Linked DNA regions of Mus musculus: all the other regions are linked to region 2. Evidence: chromatin contacts called from ENCODE Hi-C or POLR2A ChIA-PET data. All regions are on one chromosome and are shown on one strand. Each heading gives the region's core, a stretch centred on a gene start or an enhancer-like site at or near the end of the contact. The rest is flanking DNA. Distances are from core to core; before and after follow the strand shown.

What was found. A loop is a pair of places that touch in the nucleus more often than their neighbours do. ChIA-PET counts read pairs that join two places held with the same protein, here RNA polymerase II (POLR2A).
Region 1: POLR2A ChIA-PET joins it to region 2 with 15 read pairs in Patski. The contact joins the promoter of Cfl1 here to the promoter of Scyl1 in region 2. POLR2A ChIA-PET finds 5 or more read pairs at or near these places in 3 of 5 experiments (Patski and embryonic stem cell).
Region 3: a map of T-helper 1 cell shows a loop between it and region 2 (2.1-fold over the local background). The contact joins the promoter of Sac3d1 here to the promoter of Scyl1 in region 2. A Hi-C loop is called at or near these places in 1 of 37 maps with a recorded cell type or tissue (T-helper 1 cell). POLR2A ChIA-PET finds 5 or more read pairs at or near these places in 1 of 5 experiments (embryonic stem cell).

Annotation. Positions count from the first base shown.
Region 1 is chr19:5,489,153-5,492,560 of GRCm38, reverse strand. Cfl1 (cofilin 1, non-muscle) reads right to left here and starts at 2,106. Exons shown (of 4, transcript NM_007687.5): 1 at 1,959-2,106; 2 at 1-64. The coding sequence starts at 1,961.
Region 2 is chr19:5,769,944-5,773,062 of GRCm38, reverse strand. It overlaps Scyl1 (SCY1-like 1 (S. cerevisiae)), which reads left to right and starts at 1,644. Exons shown (of 17, transcript NM_023912.3): 1 at 1,644-1,843; 2 at 2,200-2,340; 3 at 2,511-2,860. The coding sequence starts at 1,733.
Region 3 is chr19:6,116,477-6,119,912 of GRCm38, reverse strand. Sac3d1 (SAC3 domain containing 1) reads left to right here and starts at 1,327. Exons shown (of 2, transcript NM_133678.3): 1 at 1,327-2,116; 2 at 3,326-3,436. The coding sequence starts at 1,327. Snx15 (sorting nexin 15) reads left to right here. Exons shown (of 8, transcript NM_026912.2): 8 at 1-514. The coding sequence ends at 50.

The DNA.
Region 1 (3,408 bases), core at 857-3,356, 280 kb after region 2:
ACTTGCGAACCTTCATGTCATTGAACACCTTGATGACACCATCAGAGACAGCCACACCAGAGGCCTGAGGGACAAATCAAAAATACGCCTTGTAAGGGAAAGGATTCTGGGGTATTCTTTGCAGTTACAGGAAACCTCAGTCAGAGTAACAAACACACTTCTCAGCCCCACACAGATTAGTAATGTCCCTGCAGACTTTTTTCCCTATCCAATTCATCATCTAAGAACTAGTTAGGACAAACCTCCTGCAAGGGAGAGATCCAATTATCTAGTTCAACATCCCCATAAATGTTAGAACAGTACTTATTAAAAAGAAGACCTTAGCCAAGAGTGGTAGAACACGCCTTTCTCTTAGTCTGAAACCAGTCTTAGATCTATAGAATGAGTTCCAGGACAGCAGGGGCAATGCAGAGAAATCCTGTCTCTTAAAAAAAAGCCAAAAAGAAAACAAAAACTTGCTGAGTTGTGAACACCAGATTCAAAGAACCCGAAAGATACTGATTAAAATGCCAGCATAGGATAGATACAAAACACCAAACTCCTGGGCCATAGTCTCATCTCCAGGAAAGAGAATCAGAACACCAGAAATTCACAGACACCAAGAGCTGCTCGGTAGTTTATTGCTCATTAGAAATGCAGTCATTGTATAAATGACACTCTTTCCTGCCGAGATCTCCCATACACAAGAATTACAACCCTTAATTAAGGCCCTGCTGGACAACTCCCTGTCATCCAAGAATGGTGAGTCCTTTAAAAAAAAAAAAAGACTGACAAATTAATAGGTCAAACTGTGATGCCCCAAATCGCCGAAAACTTTCTGCTTTGTACGGCCCTGGGGGACGACCCAATCAGAAATCTACAACCAACCCTCCCCACCACCACCATGGAACTGCAGAGGAAGCTAGCCACGTGATTCACCCGCTTCCGGAGTAGGCGGAGAAAGATTGGACTAGGTTCAGGGCCTCCCCAAGAGACACTCGTAGCCCAGAGGCAGCGAGGCGGCCGGACCTCAGATGTCTCAACGCCTAAGGCTCGCCTTTAGGAATAGGCGTAAACGCAGTCAGCTGGAGAGGTAGCTCTGGCCAGTCTCACTCCAAAAAACAGTTTCCCGTGCCCTCAGGCTAAGCATAAAAGCTGGTGGCTTCCGGGCGGTACCCGCCTCGGTCACTTCCCTAAACGCGGCTCCACCCTCGGCCCCATCCGGCAGAGCAGCAAAAGGCCTAGCTCGGCTAGAGCTGCAGCCGGGATGGCAGGGCCCAAGCATGTGCGCACGCGCTGTTCTAGCTCTAGCCCGAGGTACAGTGACTACAGAATGGAGTGTGTAATCGCTCTTTCTAGAAGTGGGGCGATAGCCTGTACAGGAACCCACTCCGTGACTCGTGTTGCAAGAAGGCTCCAGAACCAGCGTCTCAATCAGGTTCCCCGATGCCTCAGCATCTCCCAGAGCCACACCGCGGCCGCCCCCGCCCCGCCCTGACGGCGGAATCCCTGCCACCTGCTGTGGAGACCAACCTAGCCGCAGAGGGAGGATGATGCGGGGAAGGGAACAGCCCTTGGGTGGGGCGCGCGCCGACACCTCGCGCGCTTTTCCCTAGCGGCCCCGGGCCAGGGTTTGGATGCCGCGTGCTCTGGTCCAGCGCGCGCCATCGAGAACCAGCGAGCGTTGCCCGAGGCCCCGCACACTGGACCCCTCCCCCACGGCCAGTGGCCGCGCTGGCGCAAAGGCAGGATGGGGGAGGGGAGAGGAGCCAGGGGGCGCGCGAGCGACGTCCGAATCGGCCCTTCCCAGCGCCCGGAGGCGCGCACGCGCGGCCTGCCCTTCAATGAGACCCTTAATCTCGCTCGGGGTGCTGGGGGATGGGATACCAAGACCGCTTCTCTGCCGCCCCCACCCCGCCCGGCGCGCAAGCGACGGATCACGAACCCACTTCCCTCGGGCGCAGTGGCCTAATGCTCACCATGTTTCCGGAAACGAAAGGGAGACAGAAAGAGCAACTGAAGACCTGAGCCGCCGCAGCTGCTGCCGGGATCCGACTGAACGCGGCCTCTCCCGGCCCCTTCCGTTTAGTAGGAGCCGCACAATGAGGGGCGGGGCGGCCTTCCGGCGCTTGCCGCGCGGGCCGACGGGAAGTGAAGTCCGAGGATTTTGCACCGAAATAGAACTAGCTGCTACCGGGTTCCGCAGAGCTTGAGGCGCAGAGTAGGCGGAGGCCGAGAGGCGTGGGCTGTTGCACGGAGAGTGAGCCCATTGGTGCAATGGACCAAAAAACGCTCTGAGCCAGAGGCCCATCGTTTGATAAAAATGACCTGAATATAATTCTCTACTTTCTTTATCCCAGAAATTAAGTGGTTTTTTGTTCTTTATGGTTCCTGAAAAAAGATTTTGAATCATCAGCTTGGGATCCTCTCTCACAGAAAAGAGAATCGCCAAGTATAACGGTGTCTTCAAGCCAATAGAAATGCTCCCGTGGAGTAAAATTTCAACAAATAGGATTTTTTAAAAAACAGGAAATGCTAACATAAAAAGTTTGAGAGCTTTGGCGTTGTCTAAAGACGTTTGGCAAATTGTTAGATCAAACGTAATTCATGGGGGAAGGGTGAAGAGTTGTGCACTAAAAATTTCCTTATGGCCGGGCATGGTGGCGCACACCTTTAATCCCAGCACTCGGGAGGCAGAGGCAGGCGGATTTCTGAGTGCGAGGCAAGCCTGGTCTACAAAGTGAGTTCCAGGACAGCCAGGGCTACACAGAGAAACCCTGTCTTGAAAAATCAAAAAACAAAACAAAACAAAACAAAACAAAAAAAAAACTTCTTTATGTTTCTTTTACGATACAGGAAAAGGAATACTTCAATTTAATTCCAGAGTTGATAGGTTTATGATCATTTTAGCACAAAGACTGAAGAGAATCTATATGAAAGCAAAAGTTTAAAATAAACTGGGGTGGGAACTCCAGGAGAATTTCTCTGACCTGAAACAATGACCATGGCCTTAGAAAAAAAGGGCAAAGTCGCAAACAACTCAGAGGCAAAGGAAACCGGGGCCCTTGACCTCCCCAAGCTGAATAAAGGGTGTAAAAGAGGAGCTTCCCCAGGAGCGAGGCAGCACGCAGAGGATGCCGGGGGTTGTAGTCAGGGGATTGTAGTCAGACTGCACCCGTGGGCTACACTGCGGGAGCTCCAGGTGACTGCACCCGTGGGCTACACTGCTGGAGCTCCAGGTGGAGGCCGAAGCTTGACCCCCTTCTCTCCCAAGGGCCCCTCCTAAGGAGAAGGCTGGCTCCACCTTTTTCGAGACTAGCAGTTTCCCAGAGCAACGGGGGGAGGGGCCACGCAGTTACCCTGGAGACGCACTCCTTCCGCCCCTGGTCGCGGGATGCCCTAGATGTCCTTATTAGGGCATAAGCCTCC
Region 2 (3,119 bases), core at 395-2,894:
CTCCAATACACTGGGGTGTTCCACTCCAACTAGGCTTACCAATAGCCTCAGGCAAACTTTTCAGACAAGGGCAAAAAGTAGCCACATTCTTCACCAAAATACCACAAAACCAGTCTTAATGCCACATTCTGAAAATCTTCTCCTTTGAAATCTCTTGGGCCAGGTCAACACAGTTCAAATCACTCCCAGCAACAAAATCTTTCATATTCCTACTAGGATGACCCATTAAGCCTCATTTAAAGCATTCTACTGCTTTCCAAATCCAAAGTCCCAAAATCCACATTCTTTCAAATAAAAGCATGGTCAGGCCTATCACAGCAATACCCCACTTCTGGTACCAACTTCTGTATTAGTCAGGGTTTTACTGCTGTGAACAGACACCATGACCAAGACAAGTCTTATAAAAAACAACATTTAATTGGGGCTGGCTTACAGGTTCAGAGGTTCAGTCCATTATCATCAAGGTGGGAGCATGGTAGTATCCAGGCAGGCATGGCGCAGGAGGAGCTGAGATTTCTATGTCTTCATCCAAAGGCTGCTAGTGGAAGACTGACTTCCAAGCAACTAGGGTGAGGATCTTATACCCACACCTACAATGACACACCCATTAGGTCACACCTCCAGATTGTGCCACTCCCTGGTCCAAGGATATACAAACCATCACAGAGGTATTTTCTTAATAGGAGTACACTGGGCCAACCATATACAAACTATCACAGGGTATTGGCGCTCCTAAAACTGGAGTTATAGGAGGTTGTGGGCCAACAGAGGGTGCTGAGAGACATTCTGGAAGAAAAGGTTTATTCCTGGCTTTGCCATGTTCCAACTGCCAGCTCAGCTCAGTGACTCAAACATCATTCCCAGCTTCAAGCTCCTGCAGGACTCTGGCCAGCACCCATGTCCACTTTGGACATACTTCTCTAACAACAGTTTCCCAGACCTCTCAGGACATTTGTGTCACCCCTTGCCTATCTCCACCTCAACCCCACTCTCAAGGTCTCAAGTACCTTTATTGTAGTAACTAAATTCCTCGCTGAACCCCAAATCTGCCCATTGCCTGTTGAAGGAGCGTTTGGCTTAAGAGATAACCATTGGAGTTTGGAGAGACCAGGGGTTAAGAGCACTGACTGCTTTTCCAGAGGTCCTGTGTTCAATTCCCAGCAACCACATGGCAGCTCACAACCATCTGTAATGGAATCCGATGCCCTCTTCTGTTGTGTCTGAAGCCAGCTACAGTGTAGTCATATACATAAAATAAATATATCTTAAAAAATGAGAGCAATAACCATTCTCCTCACTACTATTACTTTCCAATCATACTGCCTGCCACTAGTAGCCTTTCTTTTCTATCTCCCCATCTCTTTCCACCCCTGCCCCCCCAGGTTTAGATAGGCCCTATTGTCACGCTCACTTCCTGAACCCCTCCCCTCTTCATTCTACAACGGTTGCACTCACTACTCTCTATCACACTCAATTTTTCTATCTATACAAGGCCACAAGTTGGGAGCATTCAGATGACCATCTTGGCTCACCCTTCCGGTCACGCTCCGCCCTGCCCAGGGAGGTCTGCCTTCAGTCCAGCCTCACTCCCGCAAGGCCCCACCCTAAAGCTCCGCCCCAACTCAAACCCCGCCCATAGACCAGACTGGCTCCGCCCTCGCCCCGCCCCGCCCCGGCTCGGGCGGCCGGAGGACCCGGAGTGGAGGCTCCCGAGCCCGTGGCGGCGGCGACGATGTGGTTCTTTGCCCGGGACCCGGTCCGGGACTTCCCGTTCGAGCTGAGCCCTGAGCCCCCCGAAGGCGGGCCGCCCGGGCCCTGGATCCTGCACCGAGGCCGCAAAAAGGTGAGATACTGCGCTGCTCCGAAGGCCGCGGCCGACCTCGGCCTTTCCTACTATGTATGCCGGCTTCGCTGTGTCGCGCCGGGCCTGACGTGGCGGCGACCGAGAATCCCGGCAACGGGCTGGGGAGCGGGGCGAGCAGTGACGACGTGGCGGGCGGAAGGACCGAGGGACGGACAAGCAAACCGGACGGGGGTCACGTGGGCCTGGCTAGCTCCTTCAGGGCTGTCCTAGGGCGAGACTGGCTGGAGTCCCTTCCCTTCTGTTTTGGAGATGGGCTCGGAGCTGCTGTAGCCCAGGCAGGTTGGAGAGATCACCCGGCCCGTGCCTCTCAGGTTGCTCTGTCTGTCCTCCACCAGGCCACAGGCAGCGCAGTGTCCATCTTCGTGTATGATGTGAAACCGGGAGCTGAAGAGCAGACCCAGGTGGCCAAAGCTGCCTTCAAACGCCTCAAAACTCTCCGACACCCCAACATCCTGGCCTATATCGATGGGTTGGAGGTACCTGTCGCCCGATCTACCCATCTTACTCTCCTCAGGCCCTCACTTTGTACCCAAGTGCTTCAGTAGCTTCAGATTTGGTATCTTCTCCACTGCCTCTTTCCCTGTCACGCCCCTCATCTTCCCTTCCTCTTCTGGCACCGTGCCCTGATACCCCTTTTCTTACTCAGACAGAAAAGTGCCTCCACATCGTGACAGAGGCTGTGACCCCCCTGGGAACATACCTCAAGGCACGAGCAGAAGCAGGTGGCCTGAAGGAGCAGGAGCTGTCATGGGGGTTACACCAGATCGTGAAAGCCCTCAGCTTCCTGGTCAACGACTGCAACCTCATCCACAATAATGTCTGCATGGCCGCTGTGTTTGTGGACAGGGCTGGCGAGTGGAAACTTGGGGGTCTGGACTACATGTACTCGGCACAGGGCAACGGCGGGGGACCACCCAGCAAGGGGATCCCGGAGCTCGAGCAGTATGATCCCCCGGAGCTGGCTGACAGCAGTAGCAGAGCAGTCAGAGAGAAGTGGTGGGTGCCCGAGGTCACCGTACCTTGATCTGCCCGCACTGAGGCTCCTGGACTCTGGCGACCCCTAGACCCGCTGGGAAACCCCTTCCCTTGCTGCCTGCCTGGCAGGGGAAGCAGGATCTCAGGAGGAGGTGGTTGGCTAAGAGGGACAGAGTTTGGGTGTTCGGTGCTTCTGGATTTGAAAGCTGTGTGTTGGAGGCAGGTGTCTGTCCTTCTCTGAGCTTTGGTGTCTTTGTTAAATGGGGCTAATGAAACAAAC
Region 3 (3,436 bases), core at 78-2,577, 350 kb before region 2:
CAGCCGAGTACCTGAAGCGGGCAGAGATGCTTCACACACACTTGCCCTAAGGGGTGGACCCTTCCTGGGATGTCAGCTCCAGCACTGCCAGCCACCCCCACTGCTCTCTTTGGGACCTGGCCGTGCTTCCTGCTCGTATGACTACCAGGGGCCATATCTGTATTAACTGGATCAAGTATAAGAAAAGCAAAGACTTCTCAGCTCTGACCTGCCTGCCTCCTTGGAATTAGACTTGAACTTCTGATCCTGCCTATCTGTTCTATGTGAGTGGCATCTGGGCCCCTAACCTGTCAGTTCACCCATCTAGACCAGAGTCTGTAGCCAGACCTGGCCCACTGCCTTTTTTGTAAGGCCCTTGAGAGCCTTCCTTCCTTTCTCTTTCTTTCCTTTCCTTTCCTTTTCTCTTCTTCTCTTTCTTTCTTTTTTTTTATGGTTGGAAGAAAAAAGATTCTTTGACTAGTGAAAATCTCATAAAATTTAAATACGTGTGAGTAAAACACATGCCTGAACACAACCAGGTCCATTTGCTTATTATTGTCTGTGGTTGAGTTTACATTGTACCAACAGAGTTGAATAAGCGGTGTCTGGCACATCATACCCATTATGTTTATAAGAAGATAAAGAGAGGAGGAATATGTTCCATTGAGGTGCTTCAGCTGGCCCTTGCCAAGGCATCCTATCCCCCTGAGGGACCAGCCAAGCGATGGTAATAGTAGAATTTATTCAGGACATGGGAAGGGGAGTTAAGAGGGTACTAGAGGCAGAGAAAGGCAGAGAGAGGAGGGGGGGAGAGAGAAGTAGAGGAGTAGAGAATTAGAAGCTGGCCATGAGCACAGGGAGGGGGAGGGGCAAGGGACTAGAGCAGGAGCAAGAAGGCAAGAGAGAGGAGGGGGCAAGCAGCCCCTTTTATAATGGGTCAGGCCTACCTGACTGTTGCCAGGTAGCTGTTGGGTGGAGCCTACCTGGTTGTTGTCAGCTAACTGTGAAGTGAAGCTTAGACAGAATGCTAATAATAACTATGAATGAGTGGCCGCGCCTTTAATCCGGGAATTGGAAGGCAAAGAGACAGGCGGATCTCTACTGAGTCAGCCTGGTCTATATAGTGACTTCCAGACCATGCAAAGGTACACAGTTAAAACAAAACGCATAGGGAAACAATGAAGAATGACAGGCACGCAGCACTAGCTGAGTGTGTTAAAGAAATAATAGACACGTACGTAAAGCAGGACTTGCTACTTCGAGAGCCCTAAGAACAAAAAGCTAAACCAACAAATCCCAGCCCTGGGGAGGTGTGGCCTGCGTCGCGGGACTACAAACCGATGCATCATGGGACGATTTAAGGGGGAAAACCGAAGCCAGGCGCGATGGATTATGGGAGGCGTTTCTAAAGGCCGCGGGAGCGGCAAATCGAGAAAGCCGCGGCAGGCTGCGTTTGGCCAGACTGGGGCTCGAGTCTGTCCCTCGAGCCCACGGCAGGATGCAGTGCCGCGCTTCCGCTGGCCCGGCGATGCTGAGTGTGCGTCCTCTACCCACACCCCTACCATGTCCGGCTGCAAACTACCCATGGGCCTGTGCCCAGACATGTGCCCGGCCGCCGAGCGCGCCCGACGCGAGCGCGAGCGCCGCCTGCACCGACTGGAGGTGGAGCCAGGCGGCCGTGGGAACGCTCCCCGAGCCGACCCCAAGCGCACAGTGAAGGAGTACAGCCGGCCGGCAGCGGGCAAACCCCGGCCCCCGCCAAGCCTGCTGCGGCCGCCGCCAGTGCTCTTAGCCACCGTGCGTTATCTGGCCGGTGAGGTGGCTGGCCGCGGCGACGTGTCGTGCGCGGAGGTGGCGAGCTTTGTGGCCGACCGCCTGCGCGCAGTGCGGCTAGATCTGTCGCTGCAGGGCGTGGACGACGCGGACGCAGCGACAGTGCTGGAGGCTGCGCTGGCCACGCTGCTGGCCGTGGTGGCGCGGGTGCGGCCAGAAGAGACGCGCGGAGCCGCGGACCCGGTGCTGCTTCAGACTCAGGTGCAGGAAGGCTTCGGTTCGCTGCGGCGCTGCTACGCGCGGGGCAAAGGCCCCTACCCCCGCCAGGCTGCTTTTCAGGGCCTCTTTCTGCTCTACAACTTGGGTGAGTCGATCCCAGAGAACTAAGTGCGGGGACCCGAGGAGCCTGGGGTGGGGAAGACGCAATTGTAGCAGCAACGGCGAACTATAGCTTGGGAGTACTGTAACTTCCATCCCCCAGCAATAGCTTCTTCTTGGGAAAGTCAGTTGGTAAAAGTCCCGACGTGGGACCTCAGGTCTGACATTCTCAAATTGGCTGTTTTCTACATAGTAGAGGTGGAAGGAGGTAGGATAGTACTGAGAGAGTTGACCTAGAAAGCGCTTTCCAAACTTATAAGAACTGCTCCGTGGGCTGGCCCATAAACATATCTAACAGGAGGTGCTAAAAGATTCCCTTCTATGGGTGATTTAATTATAGGAAAGTCCAGTGGGCGTGGTAACAGGCGCCTTGTATGGGAACACTTTGGAGGCAGAGGCAGGCAGATTCTTTGATGATTTTATATGTGGAGACAATATATTTGTATCATACATGCACACAGTGACTCTTTGTTTTTTCTTTTTTTTCTTTTTTCCAGACAGGGTTTCTCTGTGTAGCCCTGGCAGTCCTGGAACTCACTTTGTAGACTAGGCTTGCCTCGAACCCAGAACCCAGAAATCGGCCTGCCTCTACCTCCCAAGTGCTGGTATAAAAGGCGTGCACCACCACTACCCGGCTACACACAGTGACTCTTAAATTCACTAATTTAAGAAAAGTGGCCCAAGATTCCAGTACCAAGATTTCCTGGAAAGGAAACTAGGGCCAAGTCATCCTCCAACAGTGACCCTTGCAGATAGAGGGGAAAGTGTAGGGAAGCCAGTGCCCTCAGGCTGCAGTGGGAACCCTGAGTCAGAAGCCTTAAGTTTGGGTCTAGCATAATAGCCTGTGCTCCAGGCAAGCCTTTATGTTATGTTGGCCTGTGTCCCTATGTAAATGTACAACACTGCCTTGTAAGGATTTAGATTGAAGGAGGTCTGGTCTTGTGGCACCTCAAAAAGACCAGAGAAGGATCAGATGGCTGGGTCTTTCTTAGAAGAGGAGAGAGGAAGTGGGGTAGCCTCTCTGAGGGAACATGACTGGAGCTGGCAGGTGGGCAGAGCCAAGCTCTGGAAACGAGTTTGCCTGGAACTAGAGGTGTATATAAATAGCTTGGGCCTGGAGGGGGTGGGATGGGAGGTATGCCTGACCCAGAAAGCATCAAGCATCCTTGTGTCTTTCTGCTGCTTGCCTTTGTAGGTTCTGTGGAAGCCCTGCAGGAGGTTCTACAGCTGCCTGCTGCCCTGCGTGCCTGCCCACCCCTTCAGGCGGCGTTGGCTGTTGACGCTGCCTTCCGGGAAGACAACCATG